Linked DNA regions of Mus musculus: regions 2, 3, 4 and 5 are each linked to region 1. The links are chromatin loops, found by intact Hi-C in ENCODE. Cell type or tissue: left cerebral cortex. All regions are shown on one strand.

The links. Peaks named below come from ENCODE experiments on the same cell type or tissue, not always from the same donor. Only the 100,000 strongest peaks of a DNase experiment are listed, where the experiment ranks them.
Region 2: a loop joins it to region 1, with 9 times the contacts of the local background. A loop is called at or near these places in 8 of 42 quality-filtered maps.
Region 3: it touches region 1 in a loop (8-fold over the local background); 27 of 42 quality-filtered maps call a loop at or near these places.
Region 4: it touches region 1 in a loop (8-fold over the local background); 4 of 42 quality-filtered maps call a loop at or near these places.
Region 5: a loop joins it to region 1, with 10 times the contacts of the local background. A loop is called at or near these places in 8 of 42 quality-filtered maps.

Annotation. Positions count from the first base shown.
Region 1 is chr5:147,954,230-147,959,229 of GRCm38, reverse strand. It overlaps Mtus2 (microtubule associated tumor suppressor candidate 2), which reads right to left and starts at 1,910. Exons shown (of 15, transcript NM_001359503.1): 1 at 1,509-1,910. In left cerebral cortex, a CTCF peak has its summit at 1,971 (motif pointing left); DNase peaks (open chromatin) are centred at 2,469, 2,560, 3,035, 3,287 and 3 more places; H3K4me3 peaks cover 3,053 bases; H3K27ac peaks cover 3,076 bases.
Region 2 is chr5:147,858,568-147,863,567 of GRCm38, reverse strand. Pomp (proteasome maturation protein) reads right to left here and starts at 2,940. Exons shown (of 6, transcript NM_025624.3): 1 at 2,877-2,940; 2 at 918-1,015. The coding sequence starts at 2,879. In left cerebral cortex, a CTCF peak has its summit at 2,384; DNase peaks (open chromatin) are centred at 2,365, 2,968 and 3,419; H3K4me3 peaks cover 2,245 bases; H3K27ac peaks cover 1,937 bases.
Region 3 is chr5:148,239,432-148,244,431 of GRCm38, reverse strand. All of the region lies in intron 7 of Mtus2 (microtubule associated tumor suppressor candidate 2), which reads right to left. Among named protein-coding and RNA genes, the nearest start is that of Gm46928, 92 kb to the right of the region's middle. In left cerebral cortex, CTCF peaks have their summits at 2,254 (motif pointing right) and 3,791 (motif pointing left); DNase peaks (open chromatin) are centred at 1,139 and 2,263.
Region 4 is chr5:148,087,825-148,092,824 of GRCm38, reverse strand. The region is part of intron 3 of Mtus2 (microtubule associated tumor suppressor candidate 2); the gene reads right to left. Among named protein-coding and RNA genes, the nearest start is that of Gm46928, 60 kb to the left of the region's middle. In left cerebral cortex, a CTCF peak has its summit at 4,107 (motif pointing left); DNase peaks (open chromatin) are centred at 2,157, 2,604 and 4,812; H3K27ac peaks cover 1,666 bases.
Region 5 is chr5:148,129,834-148,134,833 of GRCm38, reverse strand. The region is part of intron 4 of Mtus2 (microtubule associated tumor suppressor candidate 2); the gene reads right to left. Among named protein-coding and RNA genes, the nearest start is that of Gm46928, 18 kb to the left of the region's middle. In left cerebral cortex, a CTCF peak has its summit at 3,726; DNase peaks (open chromatin) are centred at 1,002, 2,774, 2,906 and 3,514; H3K27ac peaks cover 3,648 bases.

The sequences.
Region 1 (5,000 bases):
CAAGCTGTGGAAATGTGGACTTATAAAAGATGCCAGCTTTCCCTCTGTCCTTAAAATTACCAAAAAGGCTTTTGTGCACCTGATTGACTGATTGCACTCCTATATAGTATATGAAAACATCCATTCAGTGAGAAAAATAATCCTTGGTGAAACAATTTTTTAAAAAAAAAATCATGCAAACAAAAAGAAGGCACTCCCTCTCCCCAAAACTACTGAACTTTCAGGGTTTCCTCTGCACAATGCACTATACCCCAACTAAGACTCCCATGGGTACCCTCTGTGGTACTAAGGACCCCCGGTACACACAGCTTTTCTTTGCAAGGAAAACAAGCAGGAAAATCACTTAGATGAAAAAGACCCGGGCTAAAATCTTTAGCTTCTCTCCAGTCAAACACAAGTTTCTCTCCCTATATGTCACACGCCTGGCTGGGGTACCTCGAACCCACCGAGCCCCACCTTATGCTGCTGGAGACTAAACGAAGCACGAAACGATGCCCACCAACAGTCACAACCCTGACTCCACATGAGCCACACACATAACAAATGCCATCACCAGAAACCAGTAAGAACAAGATGCGTATCTGATGTTTTCCACTCTCATCTTTGTACCTGAAAAATTACGGTACGTGTGAGCAGAGATCTTTAATAACTGTCAACACACGATTAGCTATGTCCACGTGACAGCAAAATACAACTACCTAACAACTTAAAAGCCAAAACGGCTATGTGACAGGGATCTATTTCTTTAAGTCACTTCCCACCTATTTATTGTCAGAGACGTCCCACTGGTTTTCATAACAGACTTAAAAAAAAAAAAAAAGCCTGTTTTGTGTCTTAACGCTTGAGAGTCTACGGTATGAATTTTTCTTTTGAAAGGACCTCCTGTCGCCTTTAAATGATACCAAAACCATCTCATGCTTATCCTGAAGGAAAGTTTTGAGCTAAGACAGAAATTATGGCTCTGACTTCCTGCGCTCTTACGTTCTCTGGTAACCGCTCCTAACTTTACCAACCAGCAAATATTCCTGTGAAGCACTTACATAACAAAAGAGTGCAGGCGCCTCTGGCACGCCGCCAAGCGTACTTCTCTGGGTGTTTGTATTTAAAATAGAACGGTAGTAACATCACTTGCAAGCCTTTCCCTGCACAGACTCAGAATGAAGGGGGTTGAAAAATGGATGGAGCAAGCCTTACCATTCTAGGGCTCCAAGGAAATAACACATCGGTGCTAAATTAAGACGAAGACACGGACCGAATTATCCCGAGCTGGGGGTGGAGAGGGGTGGGAGCTCGCTTAGGCTAACCCGCTGTCGCCTCTGAAACACCGTGCTCAACCTGACATCCCCGGAAGGTGCGAGTGGGTTGCAGCCTCTCTCCGGCGGAGCAGAAGATGTGGGCAGCGGGGAGCGGGCTCTCTGATGCCAGAGAAGCCAGCAAAAGGCACCGCCTCCGCCCCGCTCTGCACCTGTCTCCAGCCGGATCGGGACGCGCGGACAGCAGTCGCTCACCTGGGTCTGGAGGAGCCAAGAAGGATGTGCAGAGAGACCAGAGCAGCCTCCGGGAGCATCCCGGGCCGGGCTACCTCCGCACGCAGCTCCTTCGCAGCTGGAGTTTGCAACGCGCCCACGCGTCCAGACTCCTGACCCACCCGGGTCTTCTGCAACTTGACAGAGCGCGGGCTGAGGTGGCGCAGGTGGCGAGCTTAGGGCACCGGGGTACCTGGGGCCGTGGCCGCAGCCAGCCCTCCGCCCGCGCACTTCACCACTGGGCACCGCCCAAGCCGCCGGGCTCTGATCACAGGGATGGCCCGGGCTGAGGACGCCTCGCCGGACAAAGACGCCGCTCCCGCCCACCCTCCAGTGAGGTGCCGTCCGCGGTGACAGAAGCCGGGCTGCAGCGGCCCGAGGCGCGCACCCCCTCCCGGCCGCCCGGAGATGCTCGCGAGCCCCGGCGCCTCCTCTCGTCCGGAGCCCCGTGGGGGGAGCCGAGCGCCCTCTGCTGGCCCGACACGACCCGGCAGCTCACGGGACCACAGTGGTCCGGAGCATCCAGCCTCAGACCCCAGAGAAAGGAGAAGCAGCCTGAGGTCGCTGACCTAGACTCCTGACTCCCACGAGTGGGATGTGCTGTGGTCCAATCGGAAGAGAGAGCCTCTTTTAATTGCGTGCAGCAGGAAGAATTGGGGTCCAGCGGGTGAACTCGCAAGGGATGTAGCGGGGCTGATGGACAGGAGACTAAAGAAGTCTCTGTAAGGGTTTTGTGTGTGATTGTGTGCGGGTTTGGCGGGGGTGGGGGTGGGGGAGTTGGGGTGTTTGAGGCAGGATCTCACTTGAGACTCACAGATATCCTCTTGCCTCTGCCTCCAAATCTAGGGGTAATGCATAGCCGGCTACCCACTTGAAAGACTCTTGTCTCAACGCAAGCTTGTCTGCTTCGTAGTTCACAACGTTCCTCAGAAGTAAACATGAACGCAGGACTTCTCAGTAGCCCTTCCAGGTCGCCTGAAAGCAGCGCACCTGGGAAGCCTGAAGACAGCCGGGGGGCTTCTCCAGCCTCTGGCTCACAAGATTTGGGACAGACTGACAGAGAAGACAATGAGATGCTGGCTTACTGATGTGCTTGCTCGCTTTCTCTTGGGGGTCGGGAGTGTGGGGAAAATGGGCTCCCTCCCCCACCCCAGCATTGCTGTGCCGAGCAACATTTTATACCAGCTGAATTTTTGTACTAACTGGTCTATATTGTGAAGGGAAATCATGAAAGAGCACTTTTCACACGGCTGTCTTTTTACATTATTCTATGTGGCCTCCCATTTCTTCTGGAGGAATCTAGGGCACGTTTTATCGCTTTTCCTGTCACCTTCGGGTGTTAACAAGCGGTCTGACTGGCTGTTATTACAAAGTCCAGTCCAATCTAAATCAAACTTTAAGCTCATTTCATTTAAGCCTTCGCCCCTCCCTTCCCCTAACTCACAAACCCCAGCCTGACTTAAACCTAGAAAGATAGTAAAGCCTCCTTTGTGCCATTCACTTTCCTATTTGGGTGCTCTGTGAAGCCCATGCCTCCCAGGTGCAAGGAATGAGGTCCTGGCGCTACAGCTCCTTCCTCGGGCCACTCCCACTCCTCCAGGGACTCATCCCACCCCCACCCCCATCCCACAGGCAGACCTGACCATCTTCCACCACATCGGCTGACAGTGTTCATTAAACTCTCTACAGAAGCTCTGGTTAGCTTCTTCCTTGAGCCTCACACTCCAGATGACAGGCACCAGCTTCTTCAACACATTTCTTCTCAGGCACACAGTGAGTGAGCCCTTCCTCCTCGCCCCGCTGGTACCCTGCCAATCTCACTGCTGAGCCAACAGAATGCCTTCCTAGCAAGGACCACCGAAAAGACCAATACCTCTAGGCCATTGTGTACCTGCCTGTCTCCACGGCAGCACAAGGCAAGGCACTGAGATCATGGGAGTAGAAACAGCTAAGGCATACAACTGTGACTCCTTGGGCTCTGCCAGGAAAACAAAGAGGATGCCAGCATCTTGCTGGCTTTCTCTACCTTACTTCTTTGATTGTGTCAGGGTCCCTGGCCCCATAGCACCGTGCTACTCATACACTCAAGGGAAGTCCTCCCTCTCAGAGAACCCTCTCTGGAGATGTCCTCACAGACACTTCCAAAGTCACCAGTCTCCTAGGTGATTCTAAATTGTCAAGTTGACAATGAAGATTAATGGTTACAAATGGTAAGTCAGAAAGATCAGGGCACATAAAATCCAGATACAGGCCTGGAAAGATGGCTCAGAGGTTATAGAGCACTGACTATTCCTCCAGAGGTCCTGAGTTCAATTCCCAGCAACCACATGATGGTTCACAACCACTTGTAATGGGATCTGAGGCCCTCTTCTGGTATGTCTGAAGACAGCGACAATGTACTCACATTAAATAAATAAATAATCCAAATATAACAGTCATAGCCCTTCTATGATGTTTCATTTTGATTGGACAGGCAGAAATAGAAAGTCAAGTTGGTTTTGTTGTCTGATTGATTGATTGATTGATTGGTGATTGATTGGTTTACCGGAAGTCTGCTCCTGCCTGGCTATCTTCTCAGAATTCCCAAGCTACAAGTCACCTAGTGTGCCCAGTATGTAGACCAAAAGTAATCACCATCTTAATACTTGTATGTTTTAATTTAATTTACATTTTAATCTGTTTTAGTGCTGTAATGGGGAATTGTAAAACAGAATCAAATGTTCTTTGGTAGGGGAGAAGAGACTAGAATAAGCAGATGTCTCAAAGCAGGTCACTCACAACTCTCCAAGCAGAGCTTCCTGGGACTTGGTATGGTGGTTTATTTTGGAAGGTGATCCTCGGAAGCAGGTGACATGAAATTCAAACAATAAGACAATGTAATGTGGTGGTTTCAGTAAGAATGGATCCCTGTGGGAGGTCTGGGTGGGAATGGCCCCCCATAGACTCCTGTTTGAATGCTTGACCCATAGTGACTGGCATTTATTCCTAGGTGTGGCCCTGTTGGAAGAAGTGTGTCACTGTGGAGATTTTGAGGTCTCTTATGCCCAAGCTATGCCCAGTGTAGAACACAGTCTCCTGCTGCCTGTGGATCAAGAAATAGAACTCTCAGCTCCTTCTCTAGCACCATGTCTGCGTACATGCCACCATGTTTCCCACCATGATGATAAAGGATTAAATCTCTGAAACTGTACACCAGCCCCAATGAAATGATTTCCTTTATAAGAGTTGCCATGGTCATGGTGTCTCTTCGCAACAATGAAACCCCAAGACACCCCCATCGGTTCATATTTAAATGCTTGGCTCCCTGTTGGTAGAGTGTTTGAAAGGGTTAGGAGGTATGGCCCTGTCAAAGGGGATGTGTTACTGAGGTGGGCTTTGATGTGCTATCTGTTGCCTATGGATCAGGATGTAGAACTCTCAGCTGCTTCACCAGCACCGTGTCTGCCTACATGCTGCCACGCAGCCCACCATGAT
Region 2 (5,000 bases), 96 kb after region 1:
CACCGCCACCCAGCCACCATCCTTTCTTAAGGAGGTGTGTGTGTGTGTGTGTGTTTCATGTATGCCAGGTCTGACATTCGGAGATTCTCCTGTGTGTGTGTGTGTGTGTGTGTGTGTGTGTGCGTGTGTGCACGTGTGTGTGTGTGCTCGAGTGTGTGTGTGAGTGTTTCATGTAGGCCAGAGTGTGTGTGTGTGTGTTTCATGTAGGCCAGAGTGTGTGTGTGTGTGTGTTTCATGTAGGCCAGAGTGTGTGTGTGTGTGTTTCATGTAGGCCAGAGTGTGTGTGCGTTTCATGTGTGTGTGCGTGCGTGCATGTGTGTGTGTGTGTGTGTGTGTGTGTTTCATGTAGGCCAGAACTGACATTCAGTGGTGCTTCCCCTGCTGCTCTCCGCCTTATGCTCTGAGGCAGGCTCTCACTGGCACAGTGACCATCAACTGGCTAGGGTGACCTGCCCTTAAATGGGTGTTGGGGATCCAAACTCAAGTCATACTTGCCCAGTCCTTTGTTAACCACTGCTATATAAATGCTATATTTTCGTGTCTCCTGCAGTCAGTAGCATCGAGAGGTCAACGGCTGAGTTACGAGCAGTAAGAATCCTACTAAACTAAGGGCTAGGGCTATAGATCTCAGAGGTAGAGCGCTTGCTTCCCATTATACGACACCCTAGGTTCAAACTCCAGGGCTAGCTCCCTCATCAAACGAGCCCAGAGAATCCTACCAATAGTCCCAGACACTAGGAGGACCCCCTTCCTGCAAGCCCGCATGCTGTTATTCTGCTACAAGAGTTCTCCAGCTACAAGGAACATGCAAGAATCAAATACACATTTACAGCCTTCCAGGGAGAGCACCTTGGAGAGAATCCACAAGAAGCGCTTCGTGAGAACGAGCGAGACACAGCCCCAGCTCCCCGACATACCCTTTCCGGAGAAGATCGTGACTCTCGAAAGGCCCGCTGGCTGAGAGCTCCGCGACTGGAATACTGTCCTTCAGCTCCGACCCAAGACCTCTGGCGTTCTACAACACAAAGTCAATGCGCTGGTTAGAGGACAGAGGCGCTAAGAACCGTGCCCTTAAGGAACCCAGGATCTACAGAGAGAGCCTTAAGTGCTGCGGTAGCCAGCGCACGGGGTACATTGAGCACCGCATCCGAAGGTAGAAAGACTCCTGCTCTGACTTCTAAATGTGGCAGCAGGGAGAGCATCGTATGAAGAAAAAGAAAAGGAATGAAGACAAACTACGGCCAGTTTGAGATGACTGACATGATTGAAGGGGTAAAATTCAAAGGTGGACAGTCGTATGTACCAAAAAACTTGAGCTTTACCCTAATCTTGGTATGATCAGCCAGATCTGCTTCACTGGAAAGAACCTTCCCATTGGCTGTAGTGTTTTAACCCAATGAAAAGGCTGAGGACAGAACCCCAGGGAACAGGCAGGTCAAATATAATACCAGAGGTGGAATTACGGCATGACACCTAGACATGAGGTCATAGGATCTGACAGAAAGGGGGAGGAGCTGTCTTCTATGATTAAAAATAAATGCAGCTAGTTGAAACAGTGCAAAAGGCTAAAAACAGCTCCTTTGGAACTGTCACTGTCACCCGACATCTGACAGCACAAACTGCTTAGATACAGGTGACCTGGTCTCTGTTACTAGTCTAGACCAAACAATTCTGAGAAAGCAGCTAGTTGATAGACTTACTTCACCTGTGTATTTGACCTGGCAGCTCGCATGGGGGGGAATGTCAGCAGCCCCAACTGGGTCTTGCTTGAGCCTCACCAGTCTCCCCAATTCTGCACAAGGTTTCCCCAAAACACACCACCTCACCAACAAAATCGCTAACAATCTCCTTCTAGACCTCATTAACATCTGAGAAATAGAGTTCGGGGCTCCAACTCTATAATTCAAGGGCCTGGTACTGTTGGTGTCCCCACTCTTCACACAGGAAACCACGGGGATCAGGAAGACAACAGGTAATCTATCCTGGACAGTCACCTACTCCGTGACTGCCAGTCAAGCACAGACTTCCAGGACTGGCCCTGTCTATGATTATAGCTGTCCCAATGCTGACTGACACCACTACAGTACAGTGTTCTCCTGGGGACAGATGTACTGAAAAGCACCAAAGGAGAAGTTTCGCTACACACAAAGGGGAAATTCTGAACTCTAGTATTGCTGTTACTATCGTCCCGGTGTCCTTTTGTAAAATATGAGGACTCCTTAAGGTTCTAGTTCAGTGTCAGATACAAGTTAAGTCTATGAAGACCTAAAAACCATTCATATTTCAGCGTTTCTCACATTCCTTTACACTGGTTAGCGGTCTCTGCCAATCCAAGCTTTCTGGACGTGGGCAGATGGCGTGCGGAGGAGTGCCATAGTGACTCAGGACTATGCTCAAAGAGAAACAGAAAGTGGGGCAGGAGGAGAGGCCAGAAGGGGAGGAGAGGCCAGAGGGGGATGCGAGGGAGTTCAAGCACTAACTATACGAACAAAACGGGAGCGACACATGGCACACAGAGAGATGTTTGTAAACCGAGGCTGAGCTGTACGAATGCAACGGGCGGTCGTGCGCCTTGGCGGGTGTAGGGGTGCAGTCACCCTAAGGGAGAAGGCACGTGGCGTGTCCCAACACGCACACAAGGCTTGGCTTTCGGAGGTGCCCAGTGCATGGAGTGCATCCGCCTCCACTGCTGGGAAGGGGCGCTGTGGCCTGGGAGGCCCGGGGAACTGACCCGCGCCGTCCGATCGGAGCCAGGACCACCCGAGAGAGTGCAGCCCGGGTCCCGCCCACGTCAGACACCCGCCGGGACCGGGCAGTCGCGATCGTGCCCGCACCACGAGTACCCGCCGCGACGGCGGCCCTCCGCGCTCACTCACCATCTTTGAAACAGCTCTGTGAGATCTATAAACCTGCTCGAGTCCGCCGGCCAAACCGCTCACTTCCGTTTCCGGGGCCGAGACGCCCACCCCTCCGCCCCATCCGCCGGAAGTGCGTCCTTCCGGCCAGGAAGGAAAGGGGGCGTGGGAGGAGCAGGGAGTAGCGTTGGGCCGGGGCTCCCACGCTCGCTGTCCCCCGGTGAGCGAGGGCCAAGGGCGCAGCTCGGGTGTGCACTGGCCCTGGCCTCGCGGGACGGTGTTAGATGGGCGTGTGCAAATGCACAGACTTCCCACGGGCCATCCAAGGACGCACGGTGGTGATTTACATAAAGTCCTTCTGCTGAGTCAAAAGTGGGACAACAGGCCTTTACGGTTTTATAAATCGAAGGTCCGAGGCTGGGTATGTGTAGAACCTAAGGAAAGGACCAAGCTAGCTTAGGCACCGAGCCTCAGGCAGAGGCGGGCTCCAGGGTTGTGGGGTGTGGATATTTCCGAACTTGGGGGGCAATCACAACCTGAGTCCCAAGTCAGGTCTGGCCACCGGTTCGTTCATAATAAGCAACTTAAAAGCGGGAGGCAGAAGGCGGCGATATGGTCAGTGTGGCCAGACTGGAAGACAGCAAAGACTTGGGAGGTTCCCTGGGACTAAGTCCTTTTCGGTGACATGGGGGTGGTGGTGGTGACAATTTTAAGTCAGGGTCATCAGAGCTAACGTATGTCAGGCTCTTAGAATTACAAATAACGTGGTTCTACATGTTGTACATGAGTCATCTCCCTAAGTCTTTTCATTAAGCTTTTTTTTTTTTTTTTGTTATTCGAGACAGGGTTTCTCTGTGTAGCCCTGGCTGTCCTGGAACTCACTCTGTAGACTAGGCTGGCCTCGAACTCAGAAATCCGCCTGCCTCTGCCTCCCAAGTGCTGGGATTAAAGGCGTGCACCACCACGCCCGGCTTTTCATTAAGCTTTTTAAAATTAATTTTTAAAGGATTCCTCTAAAACGTTTTGTTTGACTGTCTGCGTGTGCATCAGGTGTGTGCCTGGTGCCCTCACACTCTTTTGCAACATTAGCGGTGTTTGCCAACACGAAAGAGTCTTAGGGTCTTATAGGACTGGAGTTATAGGTAGATGGTTGGGAACCACCCTCTGGGTGCTGGGAAAGGGACGCAACAGATGCTCTTAACCGCGGAGCCATCTCTCCAGCCCTGTTGCTCACATTATGAGAGTATGGCATAGCACGAAGGAGAAGAAGACAAAACAGGTCTTAGCTGTGCTGGCCGGAGGATGAGGCGGCTGGTCACTTGGGTTCTGCAGTCAGAAGCAGAGAGAAATGAATGTCGTCCTCTTGTTTTTGTCTTGTTACTCAGCCTAGGACCCCAGCCTATGGGATGGCGCCTCCCACATTCAGGGTACATCATTTTTAAAATGATGTAAATGACTTCACTGATATGCCCAGACTGTCTCCTCTCAGAGAACCCGGGTTCCTTTCACATCACTCTCATCAGGAGGCTCAAAGCCATCTGTAACTCAGCTTAAGACGATCCAATGCCCTCTTCTGGCCTTGAACTGTACTCATGTACACAGATACATAAAACCAAAGACCATCACCATACCAACATGTCTTTGGCCTGATCCCATGAGCCCTTTCTTTGTTAAGTGCATTTAAGATATCTATTTACATATCTGTTCCTCCAGGAAAATTCCAGCATCTCACACGTAAGGAAATTCCTTTTTTTATAATTTCATTGCCCAGTACTAAAAGAAATGTTCAGCAAGTGTTCAGGACTGACTCTGTATCACTCAGCATGTGCAGTCAACAAACATTAAATGATTATGTTTTTGAAGTAGGATTCCAGTAGCTCACACTGCCCACCAGCTCACTCTGTGTCTGAACGTGAGTGTGTACTCATAATCCTCCTGTCTCTGTCTCCTGAATCTACCATTACAGGCATGGGCCATGATGCCCTGAGATTTTTTTTTCTTAAGCTGCAGTTATAAGGGCTAGAAAAATGAAAAAAGATCTATGTTCAGTTCCCAGCATTTTCTGATTTGGGCTCAATATGCACACACACACACACACACACACACACACACCCAGTTCATTGTTTGCATGGGCAGGTCTAATAA
Region 3 (5,000 bases), 290 kb before region 1:
TCTGGCACTCTGCAAAGTCATAGGTACTTTAGTTCTGACTATCATCAGGATGTTCACTATTCTCTCCAAATCACAGTCACTTGCCTCAGTCCCAGGGTCTGATAGTCTGCAAGTGTCACCGTGGGGGTGGGCTTTGAGGTCCTATGCTCAAGCTCCATCCAGTGCAGCAAAGAGCCTCCTCCTATTGGCCTGCAGAAGAGAGTCTCCTTCTGAAGGATTAAGATGTAGAATTCTCTGGTCCTTCAGCCCCAAGTCTTCCTGCACAATGCCATGCTCCTGCCGTGATGATAATGGACTGACCCTCTGAACCTGTAAGCCAGCCCCAATTAAGTGTTGTCCTTTAAAATTGTTGACTTGGTCATGGTGTCTGTTCACAGTAATAAAACCCTAAGACAAGCCGGGCAGTGGTGGTGCACGCCTTTAATCCCAGCACTTGGGAGGCAGAGGTAGGTGGATTTCTGAGTTCGAGGCCAGCCTGGTCTACAAAGTGAGTTCCAGGACAGCCAGGGCTACACAGAGAAACCCTGTCTCAAAAAACAAAACAAAACAAAACAAAACAAAACAAAACAAAACAAAACAAAACAAAACACCCTAAGACACCTGTTTACTGGCTTCAGTCAAGTAAAAGCCTCCTCCCCCATGGTTGCCTGTCACGTAGCAGCATCCCTGGCTTCCTGCTTACCTTCCAGCATTGCAGGGGGAGTTGGATGAGGAGCTCCGTGAGTGTTACGTGGGGTTGTGCCTTTCTTAAAAGAGACGCTGTGTCATTTCAATTTTATCACTCTGAGACCTAGCAGGCATTTGATAAATGCACAATGACTAAAATAATACACAGGACATGATTTGATGAAAAGGTAGCCAAGTTATCCATAAGCCAGGGATCGAAATACCTTCATCATGAAGATTACACAAAATAATATTCATACACATTACAAAGGGCAGAGCTGTGAGCCCAGTACACACTGGGGCTTCTGGTTCCCTTCCCCTGTGCACAGGAGACACGTTTAAAAGCAGAGTACCTAGTTTGGAGCAGCATGGCTCTGGGTCTACACTAACTGAACATTATGTATGTACACAGGTCCCTGGAGCTCAGTAGAGCCAGCCTGCAATACCAGCAGCCAGCTTCACGCCTTCTCCGAGTTCTTGGAGAATGGACAATTTCTCATTGAAGTGCTGAGTTGTGTCCTGACAGTCTTCCTGGCTTTAAGGCATTTGCTCTAGTTAGGTTCCTGTTGTTGTGATAAACGCCCACCAAACCCAGCACGGGATGAATGGAAAGGATTTACTTGGCTTACACATCCACATCACAGTCCGTCACCAAGGAAAGCCAAGGCAGGAACTAAATCAGAGGCCACGGGGAAATGCTGTCCAATGGTTTGCTTTCTCTAAGCTTACTCAGCTACCTTCTTTATAGATCCCAGGATCATCTGCCTAGGGATGGCACCCCTCGCAGTGGGCTGGGCCTCTCGTATCAATTGGCAATTAAGAAAATGTTCCCCATACCTGCCCACAGGCCAATCTGATGGTGGAGACCCCTCAATTGGGACTCTCTCCTCCTAGGTTTATCTAGGCTTGTATAAAGTGGACAAAAGCTGTGACATCAGCTTAGTGTCAACCTGTGTACCTAGGTAAATGATCAAATGACAATGTATGAAATTCTTGAAGACTTAAAAATATATTAAATTATATATTTATTCTGCCTCTTCTTTAATAGTGCTAGCATAGTATATCTTTCTCACCCATTTACTGATTTTTATGTTTAAATTGAGGTTCTTGCAGTTACCATATAGTTGGATTCATTAAATAACTTCTGACTACCCGTGTCTTTTGGGGTTCAAGCTATTCTCATTTAAAGTGGTTATTGATATAGCTGAATTAACCTCTTTGGCCTGTCTTCCATCTCTTGCCTTTTTTCTCTCCGGATACTGGATTTACAGGTGTGGGTCATCTGATTGCAGGTTTGTGCAATATATAACTGCTTTCACAAAGTGACCCCTAGGTGAACGGCATGTGATGCCCATATATCTTGCTGTCTTAGTGATTTGATTATCAGGATCAAGAAGAAAGAAGAAAAGATCTGTGTGTTTCCTATTTGAAACTTAGTTACAATTAAGTTTGTGGAATAAGCAGGTCTGTGTCCCACGGTCAGTGACTATAGAGAAAACACTCTCTTGCTCTCTATAATTCCTCTGACGAAAAGGTAACACTGATGAGACTTTTCAGAGCACAGACGTTCAGTTGCAGACAGTGCCCACTAGGTGGTGCCGTTGCTGCGTCTCTCAGGCTTAGTTCTGAATGGACAGCTTAGTTCTGCTGCCAGCTTTTAAGGAGCCAGGGAAACTTAGTAACTCTTTCCACTTCTATGACACAGGTAGGACACAGGCCTCCTGTATTGCTGCACCAGGCAGTCATCAGTTTGCCCGCGTGGACCACTTCACTAAAAGCTCCCACAATGCTCTCTGCCATTGTCAGCATGGATGTCAGACAGGCCAACCAAACTAGAAGTACTCACATTCCGAATCTTTCAGGGTTTGGCTACTTGGGGCAAATTAAAGAATGAGAAGATAATGGCTGTTAACAAGGTGGAAGGTGCAAAGCATTGTGGTGCCAGATCCAGGGACCCACAAGCATCTGGCTGCTTCTGCTTCCATGGGGAACACACATGGGGTTGTGGCGGGGGAGAGGGAGGGAGGAGCCCCTGGAACGGGATGTCCTTCCGCTGGTGGAATACACCTTCTCTCTTGCCTTCAGAGTGGGCTCATCTGATGAAGCCCTAATTTAAAATCCCACTGCCCGGAACAGCGAGAGCTAGCAAACACTTGCTTGGGGAAAGATTCCTCCATCTTCTCCCCTTTGCTCGACTGAAGACTGGAGAGAGGAGCAGGTGCTGTGAGGCCTTAATGAAGACACAAGGGAGGTTCCTCCAAGAGGAGCCAGCCGTCCTCACCGAGGGGTGTTGTGCTTTCAAACAGCGCCCAAGGTGAGAACTGTATTCTGAAGTTAGCAATGATTCACCAAGAGCTTGGAAAAAGGGAGAGGATCCCTCTACCTGGGAGGCAGACAAGTCTGCTCGGCTTCCCTCTACACTCATCCCAGATCTTGTGGCTCTCCGACCCCTGCACACCCCCGCCCCATTCCCAACGACTCCTCAGAACACTGTATCTCACTTGGTCTGTTTTAAGGGCAACGGGACAAAATGGCCTTAGGGCATTTCCGGCGAGCATCAGGTGTAACTATCCAGCTTTTAATTACTACCTCACTGTTTGTGATTATGTTTTCTCTGCCCCCTGTCTCACGTACAGGGAAGCACGGGGAGGGCTGGTAGGGGAAGGGACATTAATATACGGTGCAAAGACTGTTGGCTCCACTTTGTTCTCATTATGTTGTCCTTAGAGACCTGCATTTCCCTCAGTTTCCCCAAATGTCACACAAGGATGATAGCTATAACAGCTGGAAGAATTCGGTGAGGGTTGGAACAATATCTCCAGACTCTCAGGCATTGACCGTCAGTCAGTCAACAGGGGCTCAGCTGTTATCTGTGAGCCCTGCCTACTTTCAAAATTTCCAAGTCGCCCATGGACCCTTTCACATGGCAGAGGCAGTAGCCCAAGAGCCTCCGCTGTTTCAGGTGAAATATATTAAAAACAACATACAAATCTGGGCTGGAGAGATAGCTCAGTGGTTAAGAGCACTAACTGCTCTTCTAGAGGTCCTGAGTTCAGTTCCCTGCACCCACATGGTGGCTCACAACCATCTGTAATGGGATCTGATGCCCTCTTCTGGCAGTGGAGCGTACATGCAGATAGAGCACTCATACACAAATAAATAAATCTTTAAAAAATACACAAAACTAGTAGAGTAGAATACTAATAAATTTTAAATATAACTATGGGGATTTAAGTTTTTGTTTCTTCCTCTCTTTTGTATTTAGAGTTCGTTTTCACTGCAGTTGATACAGAATGCACGAGAGAAAAAATCTTAAAGAGAGAAAAACAAGAGTCTGTTTCCATAATAAAAGACAGTAAATGCAATGACATTATTATATTCTTTGGAACTAGCTTAGAGGAAAATGAGTTATGGTTGGTGATGTGTATATAGAAAGATAAAGAGGTAGGGGATATGTTCTATGGGACTGTGGTGAGGTGTGGGGGAAGGAGGTGTCCCATGCTGAGGCATCCCTTCCCCCTGAGGAACCAGCCACATGGCGGTATAGTATAGAATAGAGTTTATTCAGGTCATAGGGAGGGGAGCTAAGAGGGAAGTAGAGGTAGAGAAAGGCAGAGAGAGGGAGAGAGAGTAGGGAAGTAGAGGCAGGCCATAGCCATGAGCACATGGAGAGAGAGGGAAAGGAATGGGAAGAGAGGGGGAGCAAGAGAGGGAGGAGGGGGCAAGCAGCCCCTTTTATAGTGAGTCAGGCCTGCCTGGCTGTTGCCAGGTAACAGTGGGGTGGAGCTAACAGTTGAGCTTTGCTGCAGACTGGGGAACTATGGGGCACTGTGGGGAGGTGGAGGATCCTTTGTGATGGCAAAGGCCTAGAGGTATTGTGGTTCCCCTGAGGCAGACCGTGGGGCCTCAAAAACCCTTTTCTTTCTCCTTTTGCTCCCTGGCTTGTGACATGAACGTTTTCTTCTCTGGTATACATCTCAGAATTGCCTCAGGTATTCAGTAATAACAAACATGGAAGACCCACAGAGACACTTCACTGGCATCAAGTCCCACGCCTTTTCTGCCTAATCTATAAGAACTAACAAGCAAAACTCACAGTCTACCACCACATTTGGAGCTAACTATAAAAGAAAAACAAATACTAAGATATTGAGTCAATATAATGCATTGTATTAAAAATAAAATGGAAGCCAGGTGTGGTGGCGCACGCCTTTAATCCCAGCACTTGGGAAGAAGAGGCAGGCGGATTTCTGAGTTCGAGGCCAGCCTGGTCTACAGAGTGAGTTCCAGGACATACAGGGCTATACAGAAAAACCAAACCAACCAACCAACCA
Region 4 (5,000 bases), 130 kb before region 1:
CAAACCATTGTTTTGAGGCCTCTGGTAGGGATGCAAACTGAGAACTACAGAGAACAAAACACTTACCTCCAGTCCCAACATCAAAAGGAAAGAGTAAGACCCACAACCATCTACAAGGGCACACACCCAGGAACCTAAGACTCCCCCCTGATCCCCACCTTTCAAAGGTCTTAGTATTGACACCATGGAGACGAATCTTCAACACCTGGACTTCAGGGTCTTGTCAAGCTCCCAAATTATGGCACATCCGTCCCCTTGGACTCTACGAAAGCCCCAAGAAAAGGCACTGTGCTGAGGGCTCACACGTACTCACAAACATCCCGAGGCTCCATAGTAACTCACCACCAGAAAGAGGTGTATTAGAGTTTCCAGAACATCCGTCCTCTTTTATAAGGCAATAACAATTATAGATGGGTTAACTAATTGTGTAGATTCTGCAACACAGGTGAACTGGGGCTGTCATTCCTGATGCTTGGCTTTTCTTCATATTCTTCCCCTCCGCAGTCTATTCTGAAGCGACCTTGGCCCACAGGGTCAGGAGGCTAATTATACATATAGATTTAACATATACATATAGTAGGGGGCACTCCTGTACCAGGTTAGAAATTATTCCTCTGCATGTTTCTGGAAGAAATTAGCAATTGAGCTGGCAGGGTGGGGAGCACAGAGGCTTTTCCCAGTGAGAGTGGACATCAGTCAACCTGTTGAGCTCTGGGAAGGACCAGGAGACTTGATTCCCCCTGTTGGACTGCTTGAGCCAGGGATGGGTCTTTCCCTGTGCTTGGACCATCAGCTTCCCTGAATCTCCACCCTGCAGACAGCCATCATCACCGTGATGCTCAGTCTCCATAACCTCCTAGGTTTCAGGGTGACTGAGGCCCTGAAGAAGGATCGAGAGACGGAAGAGGGCTCGTAGGCAACAGTGAGACGCTGAGACTGGATGCGGTGGCAGGAACATCTGCAAGTCAGAGGACACAGACTGGAACCTGGCTCTGAGCTAGACTCGGGAGGACTGTCAGCCATAGTGCGGTAGAAAGAGCCACTACTTCCTAATAAGTCTTTTCTTTCTCATTGGTTCTGAGTCTCTGAGAAACCTTAGCAAAGGCTGGGCTTTAGTAAAATTACCTGCAAAGCCTCTCCTGTTCTCCATTCCTACCTCTGCCCTCATCTTGGCTGGGCTCTCCTTGCTAGCATCCTAAAACAGCGTCCCGAAGAGGACCCCTTGTCTTACCCCTTCTCGCCAAACCATCTACTCTTGTTCTCCCAACTTCCATCCAATCTCACCTTCTAAAAAAAACAAGTATGATCTTGTCTGTCCTTATGTCAAACCATTTGGGGACACAATCTTGCTTTTGAGGGGAAAGGCTGAGTCCTTACCACAGTTTGGATCTCCCCAGTTTTCTCCAGTCTTGTTCTCTTCCTGCCCCAGTGGTTGACATTGAAGCCACAAAAGCCTTCATGTGAACCATCCCTTGGGTCTGGACCACACTCTCTTCCACTTGTGTCATGTCCTCATCCCTCACACCATACCTCAGACCTATGGCATTCTCTCTCTCTCTCTCTCTCTCTCTCTCTCTCTCTCTCTCTCTCTCTCTCTCTCTCACACACACACACACACACACACACACACACACACACACACACACTCATGCTGGCACATACACATAAGAATAAATGAATAATAAAATATTTAAAGATACCAAAGGAAAAGCTAAGGGGAGTCCTTGCCCTGTGTGTATAAGGCCCCGGGGTCAATCTCCTGTAAAAGAGAAATAAAAAGATGCCAAAGAAACTGCAATTAGGCCATGCTCCCTTCTACCATCACACAGGTGTTTCCCATCTGATTCAACCCACATTGCAGATACCACAGTGAAGCAGAATTTCGGTGTCAATAAATTGCTCTCTTAACCCAGGAACCAGCACCCTGCCCGCTCCTCTCATTCCTTTTTTTACTCTATTCCCCTCTCGTTTGCATTAGAAGAGTCATTGCCTTTGCCTCATATCTCAAGATGCATCCTTCTGCACGTGGCCATGTTCCCATCATTCACCAGTCCCCTGGGGATGATTAGCGCCAAGTTCTCTCCCAGTGCCTCCCTCTCTTTCCTATTCCAGATCATTTGCAGTAAGCATCTCCTCCCACGCTCTGAAATGCAGCCTAGTCCACCCCCGCCTCCAGCTAGCACTCCTGGTTCTTTTCTGCATTTGCTAGTATTTAAAAATCATTCTCTTCTGTTCGTATTCCCTCACTTTTCATTCATGCATCACCCTGCTAATATGTGACTTCCACCCCTGCGTTTGACTAAAAGTGTTCCCTCAAAACTAGGTCACCAACTGCTGCCTAATTTCCAGTCTCAACAGTCTCTTGGCATTTTTTTGCTTAGCCTGCCTCCTATGAGACCCCATTGGTCACTTCCTCCTTCTAGTCCCGCCTCCTATGAAACTGCTACGGTCACTTCCATGTTGGTCACTTCCTCCTTCAGATGCTCTGCTGAAGACCCCCACGCTGCCCTCTCATGGTGTCTCCTTGGCCCCTCCCCCAGGGCTCTGTCTCCTGCTGACTTCCTGCTTCCGGTGCCTCTGAAATGGATCACCCTCCTTTCTTGCCCACCTCCTCGATTTTCCTTGTCTCTTTTTCCCCTGAGTCCGTTCATCCTTTCTCACTGCCTCAGTACACATCCACAGGGCAGTCGCCCCACACTGAATCCTCGCCTAAGGTTTCTCTGTAGCCACAATTACTCGTTTTAGACATTTCTGTCTCATGTCCAGAGGAACTTCAAATTCCCATGTGTGAGTGAACTGTCCGCCATCACCACCAATGCGTTCACCAGGATCCCTGTAGAGCTGGAGTCCCATAAAGGATCTGGATCGTTCCACTCCTACCGATGGCCCCTCTCTTTCCATCTTTACACCTTCCCAACCTGATAAACCCCCTACGTATCCTTCAAAATGCAGCACAACTCACCCTGTCTACAGCTTCCCTCCCTTCCCTCCCGACCCGCCCTACCTGCTCACACGGGCAAGCCTGCAGTCCATTCTCAACAGGTCACTATCAAATACCTACCACATCTATGGCAATTACTAATTTTACTCTTTGTATCCCACAATGTCCAGAACTGTATCATTTGTGTACCAGAACACAGACTAGCACCCAGCCTATAAATAGGTTTCAGAGAAACAAGAACAGGGCTGGCCACCTCAAAGGTTCTCAAGAAACAGTGGCCATTCAGCCAATTACAGCCCAGGGGGCAGCCGCTGGTCTTGGCAGACAGTCTGGTTTTGTCTGTCTGTACTTCACACTTGCAGAGTCAAGTGACTTCGGCTGAACTGGAAAGCTAACATATTTAACTCCCAGCCCTTGACCGGTCCGCCCTAGTTCAAAAGTTCCCAAAAGCTTGTCAGTTCTTGGTGACCATGGAGAAACACCAAGAACTGCTGCAGGGTAGCCATAAGCCATCAACTCAACAGATACAGAGCTTCCTCCTGTGTCTTTGAAAATGGTATTTCTAACTCATTCTTTGAAAAAACGTCAAGCACGTATACAATATATTTTGATGACATCCATCCCCTGCTACCTCCCTTCAACTCTCTGCCAAGACTCACCAACACGCTTTTCCTTTATAAAAAGTATTATTAAGAATGCATTGAGTCCAATTGGTGCTGTGTATATAAGCATGGGTGTGGGCTACCCACTGGGGCAACCCTCCAGTAGTCATAGACCCCAAATAAAAGGGCACCTCCCCTCTCAGCAGCCATCAGTGGCTAAGAGCCCCATAGCTATTAGTGGAGACACCATTGCCAAGTGGCATGTAGATAGTGTCAATGAAGTAACCCAGGAGTTGCTGTGATCATGGTGCCTCTTCAGAGCATTAGAAACACAAACTAAGACAGACCCTGAGAAACACTCCCCGCCCTCACACTAACTTGTGCAGTGCAGACTCTCAACTCAAAGCTACAGTGTTCACAAAGGCAAGGTGTCCAGGCTAGGTGAACAGAAAGATGCTGCATCAGCTAAGAGTGCTGGCTGCTCTTGCAAAGGACCAAGGTTCAGTTCCCAGCACCCAAACAGTGACCTCACAACCATCTGCAACTCCAGTTCCAGGAAGATCTGATGCCCTCTGCTGGCCGCTGAGGCACGGACATACATGCAGGTGAAACACTCATAGGCATAAAACATAATGTGAAAAATGAAGTGTGTTGTTATAGAATCTGGAAAATATGAAAAGTATAAATAACATATTCATATTCTTATATGAGAGCTCTCATATTATGCTGTCAGGAGAGAGCAGCTTCCTCAGACCTCCTGTACCATGGCCTGTGTTCACAACAGAGGATCCTGGCAAGTCTCTAATCCCTCAAGGTTTCTAATTCCTCACCAACAGACAAAGCAACAACAAAAATTCCTTAAACTCAGCCTGGCCCTGAAATTTCCTTACTATCCGGCTCCAGCTTACCTATCTGGTTTTGTTTTGGGTGACACCCAGTTCCCTTCCCCCAACACTCCCCTCCCACCTACAAAAATGGCCTGATTCTTGAAAAACTCCAACTCCCTTCTTACTTGGGCCTTCATACTGCACTGAGTCCATCCTATGAGGTCATTCAGGCCATGCCCCAGTTCCTCCAGGAAGCCTTTCCATGGGTACCAGTCAGGATAAGCTGTCCCCATCCAGTTCCCTGCTTTAAATGCTGTGCCACAACACACACACACACACACACACACACACACACACACACACACACACACACACTGCTCCGCACAGACCCAGTGCTGGGAGCAGCTCCCTGACAGATTCTGTGGGCACCCTCGTCTTCCCTAGTATCCAGCTGGGCTCGGATCTGAGGAGGCTGAGGAAGGTCCTGCTGTCATCAGAAGAAACCCATGCAGAGCTCCCCCACAGCTTCCAAATGCACCCTAGCTTTCTTATGCCAAGCAGAAGATTCAAAAATGCTCATTTGTCTCAGTATTATCTTGGGAGAGAAAAATAACATTTTCATTTTAGACT
Region 5 (5,000 bases), 180 kb before region 1:
GGTGGGAGGCTGGAGGAAGAAGAGGAGGGGAGGGGGAGGGGGTGCGGTGGTAACTGTAGATCTGGGGACCAGCACTCACTCAGTGAGCCTGGAAAATGAACAGGGAGTAAACAAGGGGCCAAGAGGAGAAACTGGGAGGCATGGTGGGTGGCCAGACGACCCTCACACAGAGGGTCAGATGAATAAAGCCAGGCCTGACTCCAGTCAAGGGCAAGTGGGAGAAATGGAGCGAAGGCCATTTGATCTGATTCAAACAAGATCGCCTTCAGAGGATCTTGACAGCAATCTGCTATTGGAAAAGAAAACTGCAGTTCCCTCCTCCCAGAAGGGTGTCAGCTGTCTGTCATTCACAGGCATTCAAAGACATTTGGAAACCTCTGAGTTCCTCCCCATCCTCCAATAAGGGCACCAAGAAAATGGCCAAATCCTCGCCACTCCTGGACTCAGTCCATTCAGTCCTCAGCGTTACAGGACAACCCAATCCTAACCTGGCTCTTCCATTCAGACCAAGCAAAGATCACAGTTCACGCTCTTGGCATCATGTCCCCACAGCAGTGAATAGCAGATGACTGGGTTTTAGACAGCATAAGAGTAAAAATCAAACAAGCTTTCTCCACTCTGACCTTAGGGAGCCACAGAGCTCTGCTCTTTTCCCAAAGACCAGCACACCCGGCTCCTTCTGAGAGGCACTGTTCTGTTACACCAAGTCAGCATAGAACAGCACTTCACAGCAAAGCTGGGGCCTCCCCCGGCTAGATTCTAGGTGCCAGATATTCCCATCATCAGCCCACATCCTCTCATTCTGACCTCATTCCACCAGCTAATACAATAACCAGTAACGCCTCGCAGAAGACACGGTAGATTTACTGGGAGATGACTCCAAGGGGGAAAATGGCTCTCCCAGGTCTCCCCAGGGGAACCTGCCATGTGGAGCCCCAGTTGACTGTTTCATAACTCTAGTTGTAAAAGAAAACTAGAGAATTATTCCCGTGAAACCTAAGCCCTGGCTCAGTGACAGAAATGCGGGATAATGGTCCTCCCACATAACACAGGTAAATGACAGTCAGTCCTCTCAAGATGGAGAGAGAAGAAAAAGAAAAAGAAAGAAAAAGAAACAGACTGCCAGGGGAAAATAGCTCCACCGCAATCCCTGGCTTATGAGTAATCTCAGCACTAAATATTTATAAGCCATGGAAAGTGCACAGCGTCCATCACTCTGTGAAACTGTGCACGCCACATTTAGAAAAATCCGAGGAAATGTTCTGCTAGGCTCCATGTTTAGGGCAGCCTTTTTTTAAAAGCAATTTTTTTGCTTTATCATTTGCAATCTTCTTCCAGACTAATGTCATTTTCACCCTTCCCTCTCTCCTGCTTGCTCTGGCCCCTGTTCGCTCCGGTCCATAGGGTTTTTTTTTTGTTTTTTTTTTTTTTTTCTCATTTGTTTCTCATTACAGATGGTTGTGAGCTATCACATGGTTGCTGGGATTTGAACTCAGGACCTCTGGAAGAGCAGTCAGTGCTCTTAACCGCTGAGCCATCTCACCAGCCCTAACATCATTTTTTGATATGGAATCTAGGGTATCAAGGATGAGGGTTCCCCCCGCTTTTGTTTCTCATTTAATCATGGAATATGTTTAATAACCGCTCAGTTTTAAGCACCTTGATTTCACGTGGCTTCCCATCCCACCTGCAACCTCTAACTCCTCCTTTCTGGTTTGTTCTCTCATAGAGCCTTCTCTGGTATCCCATGGCACATTTCCAGAGCTGTCACTCACTCTGGATCCGTCAGTGTATCTCCAACTGCAACATCCTATAAACAACAGACGTGATGTTGACCTTCCCGCCAGGCTGGAGCTCTTGGAAAGCATGGGTCAGATCCCTATCTGTTAGTCTTTGTCAGCTCAATACAAGTTAGCAGCACCCGGGAAGCGAGAACCTTGGCTGAGGGACTGCCTCCATCAGTGTGGCTTCTGAGCAAATCTGTAGAAAGCTTTTTTGGTTGATGATTGCTGTGCGTGGTCCCATCCTTGGGCAGGTGGTCCCAGGTTCTACAAGAAAGCAAACTAAGCAAGCCACAGGGAGCAAGCCAGTGAGGTGAACAGCACTCCTCCATGGTTCTCACCTCTTCTGCTTGAGTTCTGGCATCGGCTTCCCTCAATGAAGGACTATAAGCCGTAAAGACAAAAGAACCCTTTCCTTCCTAAGTTGCTTTAGGTCACGGTGTTTACCACACTGATGAAGGCCAAATTAACATGAAGTTTTTCCAGATTTGCATAGACGGCATTGCAAAAGCTATAGGGCATACAGAATATATTCACTCAACAAACACCTGCTGAAGATAATTCTCAAAACCTCTGGATGTGGCAGACAGGATGGGATTTTTGCTCCCATTTTACACACAGAAAAAAGAACACGGGGAAATATGAGCCCTCAGTGACAGCTGAGATTTATGACCACACACAGGTGTCTGTGCCAACACTGCCCCACAACATCAGAGCCAGCCTGCACTGTGGTCAGAACCAGAGAACAAGGCTTATTGCCTAGTTTGAATGGCTTTTGAATAAACCAATCATCCGTTTGACAGATGAGAAGTTCAAAGAGGAGTCCATTACGGTCCTCTGCCACCTTGCATGGTGCGATTCGCTTAGTGATGGCACATTCTCGGGGCAGATCACACTGTTTGTTAAGCATTCTACTCAGTGAGTTAAGTTCAAAATTCAGCCACCGCCACCCAGAGCCCCTCTGTGTCTCTGTCCCCACCTTGCTACAGCTCAGCTGTTCCTTGTTGAATATAGCACTGAGGAAGCCCCTCAACTTCTGATGACCCCACGAAGCTCAGCCTTCTAAATCCTCCTTGGCACTGAGCCCCTCTCTCTTTGGGGCAGGAAGGCTGAACAAGATCATTGAGAGATACTCCAGCTCTGTAGTCTGAGCGCCTAGTGGCTCTCCTGGGACTTGAATCAGAGCCATGAAGAATGAGTAGAGAACCTTTGAGTAGGAGAAGGGCCCCACTCTGTAATCTGCCCCAACCCAAATGCCGTATTTAGTTTCTACAAATGTCTTCAGGTCCAAACGATAAAATAAATATCTGAATTAAAAATTCCAGCATGGCCCAACTTAGACAAAACACATGCTATCATAGGGAAAGGGAGCCAGCCAGTTCTGATAGCCTCTCAGACTCACAAAGTCAGGTCTAAAAATAGAATCTTTCTTGATGTTCTCTATGTCTGGAGAAGGTTCTGGATCACGGCAAACAGGCATGGTGGGAAGAAAAGCAGAGGTCAGACTGTGGGCTTGCGTTAGGCAGCTGGACCAACTGAGAAACAGTAAGAACTGTGATCAAAGCAACGCAGCTTCCAAATGGGCGTCAGAAACGCTGCCTGCTAGCACAAGGCAACAATCTGGAGCTCAGAGAAAAAGACATCACTAATCTACCCCAGCATCTCCAGGAGCAGATCTGGCTTCTGCTGGGTTTCAAAACAAACCTTGTGCCAGAACTCTCAAAGAATCCTATTATAGAAAAAGAAAATCCCAGCGAAGCATGAACTAAGGGGAAAAACATCTCCCAGTTCTCAGCAGCTGTTTATAAACTGTTCTCATTCAAATGAGTCACACACAGGCACACCACGGAGCTCAAACCCCCAACGGGCTGCAGCAAATTGAAAAGGACAAATCATGACCTCAATCACAGGCCCAGCAGCCCTGGTCTAAAAAAACGCTTGGGGGCAGAAGTGCCACATTTGAGAGGCTGTCAGAGTTTGGAATGTCTGCACATGTAGAGTAGAGTCAGGTTCTATTGCCAACTTGACGCATCTGGGAATGGGAAACCTCAACTGAGGGATTGCCTCCATCTGATCAATCTGTGGGCACGGCCCATCACACATCAATGTAGCATTTTCTTGGTTGCTAATTGATGTAGGAGGACCCAGCCCACTGTGGGCGGAGCCATCCCTAGGCAGGTGTGCCTGGGCTACATAAGAATAAGAAAGGTAGCCCAGCAAGCCAGAAGGAGCAAGCCAGTAAGCAGCATTCCTCCGTGGTTTCTGCCATCAGATCCTTGTCTTAAGTTCCTTTAGCAATGGACTGCAACCCATAAAAGGAAATGAATCCTTTCCTCTCCTAACTGGGTTTTGATCATGGTGTTTATCACAGCAGTAGAAAGTAAACTAGGTCATAGGATGAGATACTTTGGGGGCATGACCCAAATCATAATTTAAATGTTTTACACCTCTTTCACAGTGTTTTAGTGCAACGGCACAGTGTAGCCTGTCATGTGATGTTAGGTGTGGAGTTTTCCCACGTGGCCTCATGTTGGTACTCAAGACTTTAAGATTTTGGACTTGAAATTATGTTCATTTAGAGATGATGAATCTATATTTGACCAACTGGGCTGGCTGGTTTTATGTCAATCGGCTAGAATTAACTAAAAGGAGGGAAACTCGATTGAGAAAATGCCTCCCTAAGATCTAGCCCTAAGGCATTTTCTTAGTGATTGATGGTGGAGGGCCCAGCCCACTATGTGTGGTGTCACTCCTGGGCCGGTGGGCCTTTATTCTGCAAGAAAGCAGGCTGAGCAAACCATGAGGAGCAAGCCAGTAAGCAGTATCCCTCCATGGCCTCTGCTTCAGCTCCTGCCCCCAGATCCTGCCCTTGATAATGAACTGCTTTTGATGGTGAACTGTTATATGGAACCGTGAGTGAAATAAACCCTCCCCCTCCACACATCAAGTTGCTTTGGTCATGGTGTTTCATCACAGCAAGGCAACCCTAACTACGACACCCACTCTCCACTTTGGAGCTGTATAGCCTGGGACTCGGTTGGATAGACTGCTATTGCTCAGTCAACAGCTAACCTAGTCTCCAGTGAGCCACTGATCCAGCATGGTCTTACCGTAGAGGTGCTTTGTGTGAGTGCTTAGTATCAAATACATTGACTCTCATAATCTGGGTGGGCCTTATTCAGCCATCTCAACACCCATCTAGGTTGGCCGTGCCACACA